Regions from separate parts of the Homo sapiens genome. Here region 2 is linked to region 1. A link is an interaction called in ENCODE POLR2A ChIA-PET data of the cell type or tissue named here. Cell type or tissue: A673. All regions are shown on one strand.

Region 1 (4,000 bases):
AAAAAGAGCCTCACCTGGACCCCGCTCCTGTAGGTGGTGCCTGCCTGCTGCGCCCTCCCCTTCAGTACTTCGTTTTGTTGACGGGTTTTGCCTCCTCCCTCTGCTCTCCCTTTGTTTGGAGCCTGTGCTGTTTGATTTCCGTGTCTTGTGTGCTGCACCCTTCAGGAGAATTCAGGTGAATTTCTGGTGCTCTCCGGCTGTTCTTTTCAGAGTGGAGGGGAGTAGTACTTGCTGGTCAGTTGCGACTCTGTCTGTGAAACAGCTCTTTGTGTTGCTGAGATGACGCTAGAGGTGTAGCGTCCATGACATGTTTGTCGTCTGATTAAGCTGTGGTGCTGGCACTTAGACGGCAGAGGAAGGTGTGGCCCAGCTGTCCAAGGCCACCAGGAGGACCTTCAGCTTAGTTAGGACCAAGGGAACTGAGTTATCTGAGTGCCTGAAAAAGAACACATCAGGCCGGGCGCGGTGGCTCTCGTCTGTAATCCCAGCACTTTGGGAGGCCGAGGTGGGTGGATCACTTGAGTTCAGGAATTTGAGACCAACCTGGCCAACATGGCGAAACCCCGTCTCTACTAAAAATACAAAGAAATTAGCCAGGGTGGTGGCAGGCGCCTGTAATCCCAGATACTTGGGAGGCTGAGGCACGAGAATTGCTTGAACCTGGGAGGTGGAGGTTGGAGGTTGCAGTGAGCCAAGATTGTGCCACTGCACTCCCTCCTGGGCGACAGTGCAAGACTCTGTCTTGGAAACAAACACATCAATCCGAATGTAAGAGATTAGCAAAGCGTTTATTGGTTACTGGGTGAGTAGTTGGCCTAAGCTAAGACAAAAGAGGAATCTCCAAGTATTTTGCTACCCCTTGGCAGGAAGAGAGGGAATGCAGCTTGCGGGGTGGGGATGGGGGTGTCAGGTTGATAAGAAAACTGTGGGAAAATAAACATTTACTCCTGCCCCCCATGTCAGTAAATACCATGTGACAAAGGTGAGTTCCATGAAAGAGGCTGTTACTGAGGCCTGTGATACTTGCTTGTCTCAAAATGCTGACATATCTTTTTTTTTTTTTTTTTTTTTTTTTTTTTTTTTTGAGACAGATTCTTTCTGTCGCCAGGCTGAAGTGCAGTGGCATGACCTCAGCTCACTGCAACTTCCGCCTCCTGAATTCAGGCAGTTCTCCTGCCTCAGCCTCCTGAGTAGCTGGGACTACAGGTGCATGCCACCATGGCCAGCCAATTTTTGTATTTTTAGTAGAGACGAGGTTTCACCGTGTTGGGCAAGATGGTCTCAATCTTTTGACCTTTTGATCTGCCTGCTTTGGCCTCCCAAAGTGCTGGGATTACAGACATGAGCTACCACGTCGGGCCTGACAAAGAATCTTGATAGCGATTGAAAATGTATCCATTCATACTCAAATGAAGTAAAAAGTGCTTTTGGGTTCAAAGCCAGAGAATGTTCATGGATGGCGTTTTTGGTGCCTCAAGTGTAGCCAGCTAGAACTTTTCTTACCACCGTCCTGCTTAGTCCTACTGAAGACCTGCCTTCTACTAGGAAGCTGCTCTTAGTCCACAAAGTGGCTTCCCTGTAGTTCCACAGCATTTAACAAAATAGATTTCAGGGAGTTTATTTGTGGTGTGGCTGGTTATTTCTGCTAAAACCACTAGGAATTACCATAAAAGCTGTAGCTTGGAGAAACAGTATCTACTTGCGGGAGTATTACTGCCACCTGTGTTTTTTTTGTTTTTGTTTTGGTTTTTGTTTTTTTTTTGTTTTTTTCAAGATGGAGTCTTGCTCTGTTTCCCAGGCTGGAGTGCAGTGGCACGAACTCGGCTCACTGCAATCTCCACCTCCCGGGTTCAAGCAGTTCTCCTGCCTCAGCCTCCCAAGTAGCTGGGGCTACAGGCATGCACTACCGTGCCCGGCTAATTTTTGTATTTTTAGTTGAGGTAGAGTTTCACCATGTTGGCCAGGCTGGTCTTGAACTTCTGACCTTGTGATCTGCCTGCCTCGGCCTCCCAAAGTGCTGGGATTACAGGTGTGCGCCACCGTTCCCAGCCCTGCCATTGGCTTTTTAACCAGGTGAATTCCTGTAGATTGGGTAGATTGAAAGGACATGTAGCTGAATCATTGGTTTTAAAAGGAATGGCTCAGTTACTTCATAGCCATATAATTAAGAAATGTGGCTAGAAGGTAAAAAATTGGCCAGGCCTGGTAGCTCATGCTTGTAATCCCAGCACTTTGGGGGCTGCGGCGGGAGGATCCTGTGAGTTTAGGAGTTTGAGACCAGCCTGGGCAACCTAGAGAGACCCCCATCTCTACCAAAAAACCCTTTTTTTTTTTTTTCCAATTAGCTGGGTGTGCCTGTGGTCCCAGCTACCCAAGAGGCTGAAGTGGGAGGCTCCCTTAAGCCTTGAGAAGTCGAGGCTGCAGTGAGCTGTGATCACGCCACTGCACTACAGTCTGGGTGACAGAGTGACAGTGTCTCAAAAAAAAAAATATATATATATATATATATATACACACACACATATAAAAGAAATTAATTTTGAGATAGCTAAATTAAATGCCATATTAAGAGCAGGAGGCTATTCAGCAATGCTGCTGAGAAGAAGACAGAAGGACGTGGGTCCTTCTAATGTAACTATGTGTGTCGGGTTAGTGATATGCACCTCGAAGGAGAAATTAAGACAGCACATTGCCATGTTAGTTCACACTTGCCAGTATTTCAGCATTTGTCAGGCAATGGAATGTTCAAGCGAATTTTCCACGAGGCTGACTTTAAAACATTTCATTTTAACCATTATGATGAGAAGTCTTTCTAGAACACTCCATCATTTGATGGCCCATGACTGAACCTCTCTTGGATGTTTTCAGGGTCATTATTACGGGTGTTAATGTTTGGTCTTCTGTTTTAATATGTAGGCTCCCGTAGGGCCATTGAAATGTGAAGAATCCTTCGTCTATGAAGTGTCCCCACATCAAAACTGCATTGTGAGTGTTTATATTTTTGGCCTCTCTTACTGTGGCCTTAACTTGCAGGTCTGTCTGGAGCCCTGTTCTCTCCTTTCCTAGTTTGCAGATGTGGCTGGGAAACTTGTTAGCATCAAATTGTTAGAATGAGATGGATTTCATATGGGGCCAGTAGTCTTCCATGAGCAAAGCTCAGGGTGAGGGCTTCAGGCCCATATTTTGACTATTCCGAGGTGCCCTTTCGCTTTTTGTTCTTTTTCTTTATGTTCAAGGAGTTATGTTTCCTGATGAATGAAGTATCAGTATATCATAGTAGAGAACGATTAGACCAGGTTCTGGAACACAGGAAACCTCAAGAAACAGTGAGTGTTGAGAATGCCAGAGCTAAGAACTCAGACATTTGTGAGGGAATACAGGTCTTTCTGTTCAGAATGTTCATGTACTTAAGAATCTTCTCGCCAGGCGCGGTGGCTCACGCCTGTAATCCCAGCACTTTGGCAGGCTGAGGCGGGTGGATCACCTGAGGTTAGGAGTTTGAGACCAGCCTGACCAACATGGAGAAACCCTGTCTCTACGAAAAATACAAAACTAGCCGGGCGTGGTGGCGCATGCCTGTAATCCCAGCTACTTAGGAGGCTGAGGCAGGAGAATCGCTTGAATCTGGGAGGTGGAGGTTGTGGTGTGCCGAGATGGCGCCACTGCACTCCAGCCTGGCAACAAGAGCGAAAACTCCGTCTCACACACACACACAAAAAAAAGGGAAACAAAGGTAAACTGGGAAGGAACCGTGTGTAATCTTCCGTACCTTGCATTTTCCACTTATATTCTGGGGTTTGTTTCCTGTCGCCACAGAGCTCTGGTATTCCATAGCGAGGATGTTTTGTAATTTATGTAACCCTCTCATGGCGGACATTTAGGTTGTTGCTGAGTTTCCCCAAGATAACAGACGGCATTGCCAACAGTTTCTCACACCTTCACCAGTGCTAGAATGACAGTATTTAAAACATCTGTCAATCTGGTAGTGAAAATGCTATCT
Region 2 (4,000 bases), 220 kb before region 1:
TGTATATTGACTCTATATCCATTAACCTTGCTAAAATATTTTAACTGTAATGTTTATCAGTAGATTCTTTTGGATTTTCTTCATATAGAATCAGTATATAAGAATAATGACTCTGGGCCAGGTGCAGTGGCTCACGCCTATAATCCCAGGACTTTGGGAGGCCAAGGCAGGTGGATCGCCTGAGGTCAGGAGTTCAAGACCATCCAGCCTGATCAACACGGTGAAACCCTGTCTGTACTAAAAATATAAAAATTAGCCGGGCACAGTGGCTCACACCTGTAATCCCAGCACTTTGGGAGGCTGAGGCAGGTGGATCACAAGGTCAGGAGATTGAGACCTGGCTAACACAGTGAAACCCCGTCTCTACTAAAAATACAAAAAAATTAGCTGGGTGTGGTGGTGGGCACCTGTAGTCCCAGCTACTCGGGAGACTGAGGCAGGAGAATGGCGCGAACCTGGGAGGTGGAGCTTGCAGTGAGCCAAGATCGTGCCACTGTACTCCAGCCTGGGTGACAGAGCAAAACTCCGTCTCAAAAAAAAAAAAAAAAAAAAAAATTAGCTGGGCGTGGTGGCAGACGCCTGTAATCCCAGCTACTTGGGAGGCTGAGGCAGGAGAATTGCTTGAACCTGGGAAGTAGAGGTTGCAGTGAGCTGAGATCTTGCCCTTGTACTCCAGCCTGGGCAACAAAAGCAAAACTCTGTCTTAAAGAAAAAAAAAAAGACTCTTTTGGTAATTTTTTTCCCAACTTCCTAACCCTTTATACCCTTTTTTTTTTTTTTTTTTTAAGAGACAGGGTCTTCTTTTGTTACCCAGGCTGGAGTGCAGTGGTACAATCATAGCTTATTGTAAACTTGAACTCCTGGGCTCAAACGATCCTCCCGCCTCACCCTCCTGAGTAGCTGGGACTATAGGCATGCATCATGATACCCAGCTAATTTTTTGTAGAAACAGGGTCTCACTATGTTGCCCAGGCTCTTTCCAAACTCCTGGCCTCAAGCTGTCCTCACAGTGTGGCCTCTCAAAACACTTGGCTTCACTTTGGCTTCTCAAAGTACAGGCATGAGCCACCACACCGGCTGAATTTCCTCCTTCAATCTATTAACATGGTGAATTCTGTCCATTGATTTCCTAATGTTACACCAAAGCTGCATTCCTGGAATAAATCCAATATGGTCATTATGTATAATCCTTTTATATATTGCTTGATTTGACTTGCTAATATTTTGTCTAGGATTTTTGCAGTTAATGAGTGAAATTAATCTGTATTTTTCTTTCTTTTTTTTTTTTTTTAACTGTTCTCGTTGGCTGTTAGTATAAAGGTTATGCTAGTCTCCCAAAATTAGTCCATGATTCTTTTTCTCCTTTCTGGAAAAAGTATGTTATAACTTAGCTTTATTTCTTTCTTCAGTGTTTAGTAGTATTCCCTAATGAAGGAATTTAGGCTCTGAGTTTTATCATAGGATTTTTTTAAATTACAGTTTAATTTCTCTGATAGTTACAGGACTAAGATTTTCTTTTTTGTCTCGCTCTTGTCCCCCAGGCTGGAGTGCAATGGTGTGATCTCTGCTCCTGCAACCTGCGCCTCCTGAGTTCAAGCGATTCTCCTGCCTCAGCCTCCCAAGTTGCTGGGATTACAGGGGCCCGCCACCACGCCCAGCTAATTTTTGTTATTTTCAGTAGAGATGGGGTTTCATCATGTTGGCCAGGCTAGTCTTGAACTCCTGACCTCAGGCGATCCGCCCGCCTCGGCCTCCCAAAGTGCTGGGATTACAGGTGTGAGCCACTGCACCTGCCCAAGGACTAAGGTTTTCTATTTCTTATTGTGTCAGTTAGGTTGTATTTTTCTGTGAATCTGTTCATTTCACCAAATTTTCAAGTTTGTTGGCTTAAAGTTTTCGATAATATACTCTTATTTTGTGGTGAAGTCCCTTTTTTATTTCTTGTATTTGTTATTTGTGCCTTCTTTTCTTTTTTTTTTTTCCTTTTCTTTTTTATGAGATAGAGTTTCACTCTTGTCGCCCAAGCTGGAGTGCAATGGCGCGATCTCAGCTCACTGAAACCTCTGCCTCCCGGGTTCAAGCGATTCTCCTGCCTCAGCCTCCTGAGTGGCTGGGATTATAGGCACCCATCACCACGCCCAGCTAATTTTTTGTATTTTTAGTAGAAATGGGGTTTCACCATGTTAGCCAGGCTGGTGCCAAACTCCTGATTTCAGGTGATCCGCCCGCCTCAGCCTCCCAAAGTGCTGGGATTACAGGCGTGAGCCACCACGCCCAGCCTTTTCCTTTTCTATTTTCTTTTTCTTTTCACAGATGCCTTTTGTGAAAACTGTCAAATTGTTTCCTTTTAATCATTCTCTTTAGGGATTAACCAATTTTATTAGTGGTTTCAGTTTTGGCTTTGTTGATTCTCTCCGTTGTGTGTTTGTTTTTATACTTATTATACATTGAAATCATTTCCTCCTGTCTACTTTATTATATATTTAAATCATTTCCTCCTGTCTATTTTTGTTGGGTTTCTTTAGTTGTTCTTTTCCTGACATCTTAAAATGAATGTGCTTAGCTCATTATATTTTAAGTCTTTCTTCTTCCCTAAAATATGCAATTAAGGCTATAAATTTCCCCCCAAACACTGCATTAGCTTTACTCCATAAGTTTTGTTGTATTTTGTTTTTCATTACATATAGTATAGTTCAAAGTAATTTCAAATTTCCGTTTTTATTTGTTCTGAAACCCATGCATTATTTAGAAGTATATTTTAGAAGCACGTTACTCGAAAGTATAGTTTTCAAAGGTACAGGGACTTTTTAATATTTTTATTATCGATTCTTAAACTATTTGCAATATGTTAGGATAACATTATCTGCTGTATTTTAATCCTTTGAAATGTGTTGAAACTTGCGTTTTGGCCCAGCAGATCATCGTATTTTAAAATGGATGATATCTTTTTGAAAATAACATATTTTTCACTTGTTGGGTGCACAGTTCTCCATATGTTCATACAACAAGATTGTTCATTATGATGTCTCAAATCTTCTACAGTGTTATTGATTTATTGTCTGCCTGTTCCATTGATTACTGAAAAAGCTGTGTCAAACATCCCACTATGAATATGGACTTGTCTGTTTCTCCATATAATTCTGTTCACATTGCTCTATGTATCATGTAATTAGGTACATACAAATTTAAAATAATCTTTTATTATTATAGGGTGACCCTCCTTAATTCTAGAGACGCTTTTTTTTTTTTTTTTCATTTTAAAGTACATTTGCTTGACATTGGAATTTACTACACTGGCTGTCCTAATAGTATTTCAATAGTGTATACTTCTTTATTATTTTCCTTTCAGTCTTGCTTTATCTCTAAGTATTACACGTGTTTCTTGTATTTAATATTTGTTGGATTTGGTGTCTATCCAGTATGACAATCTTTGTCTTTTAGCTGGAGCATTTAACCCACTTACCATTCATGTAATTACTGATATGCAGTTTGCCATGAATGGGCTTTCTATTCATCACCTATTCTCTGTCCTATTTTTTTTTTTCTTTTTTTTTTTTTTTTTGAGACAGCGTCTCACTCTGTTGCTCAGACTGGAGCGCAATGGTGCAATCTCAGCTCACTGCAACGTCTGCCTCTGGGTTCAAGCAGTTCTCCTGCCTCAGCTTCCTGAGTAGCTGGGATCACAGACACCCGTCACCACGCCTGGCTAATTTTTGTATGTTTAGTAGAGATGTGGTTTCACCATGTTGGCCAGGCTGGTCTCGAACTCCTGATCTCAAGTGATCCACTTGCCTCAGCCGCCCAAATTGCTGGGATTACAGGCATGAGCCACTGCTCCTGGCCTTCTCTGTTCTTTTATCTCATTTTTGGCTTTGTTTAGTTTGGTTGCATTTTTACATTTTCATTTTGTTCCTGTGTTAGTTTGAGAGCTATTCTGGTTTTTTACCATTTTTAGCAATTATTCTAAAAATTACAATAAGCGGCTGGGCGTGGTGGCTCA

What was found. ChIA-PET counts read pairs that join two places held together with the same protein. Peaks named below come from ENCODE experiments on the same cell type or tissue, not always from the same donor. Only the 100,000 strongest peaks of a DNase experiment are listed, where the experiment ranks them.
Region 2: POLR2A ChIA-PET joins it to region 1 with 9 read pairs; 4 of 35 experiments call an interaction of 5 or more read pairs at or near these places.

What each region holds. Positions count from the first base shown.
Region 1 is chr16:3,709,370-3,713,369 of GRCh38, reverse strand. The region is part of intron 1 of TRAP1 (TNF receptor associated protein 1); the gene reads left to right. Among named protein-coding and RNA genes, the nearest start is that of TRAP1, 6.2 kb to the left of the region's middle. In A673, no CTCF peak of the experiment used is centred here; no DNase peak of the experiment used is centred here.
Region 2 is chr16:3,929,263-3,933,262 of GRCh38, reverse strand. No RefSeq gene overlaps it. Among named protein-coding and RNA genes, the nearest start is that of TRIDDENT, 19 kb to the left of the region's middle. In A673, no CTCF peak of the experiment used is centred here; DNase peaks (open chromatin) are centred at 1,132 and 2,462.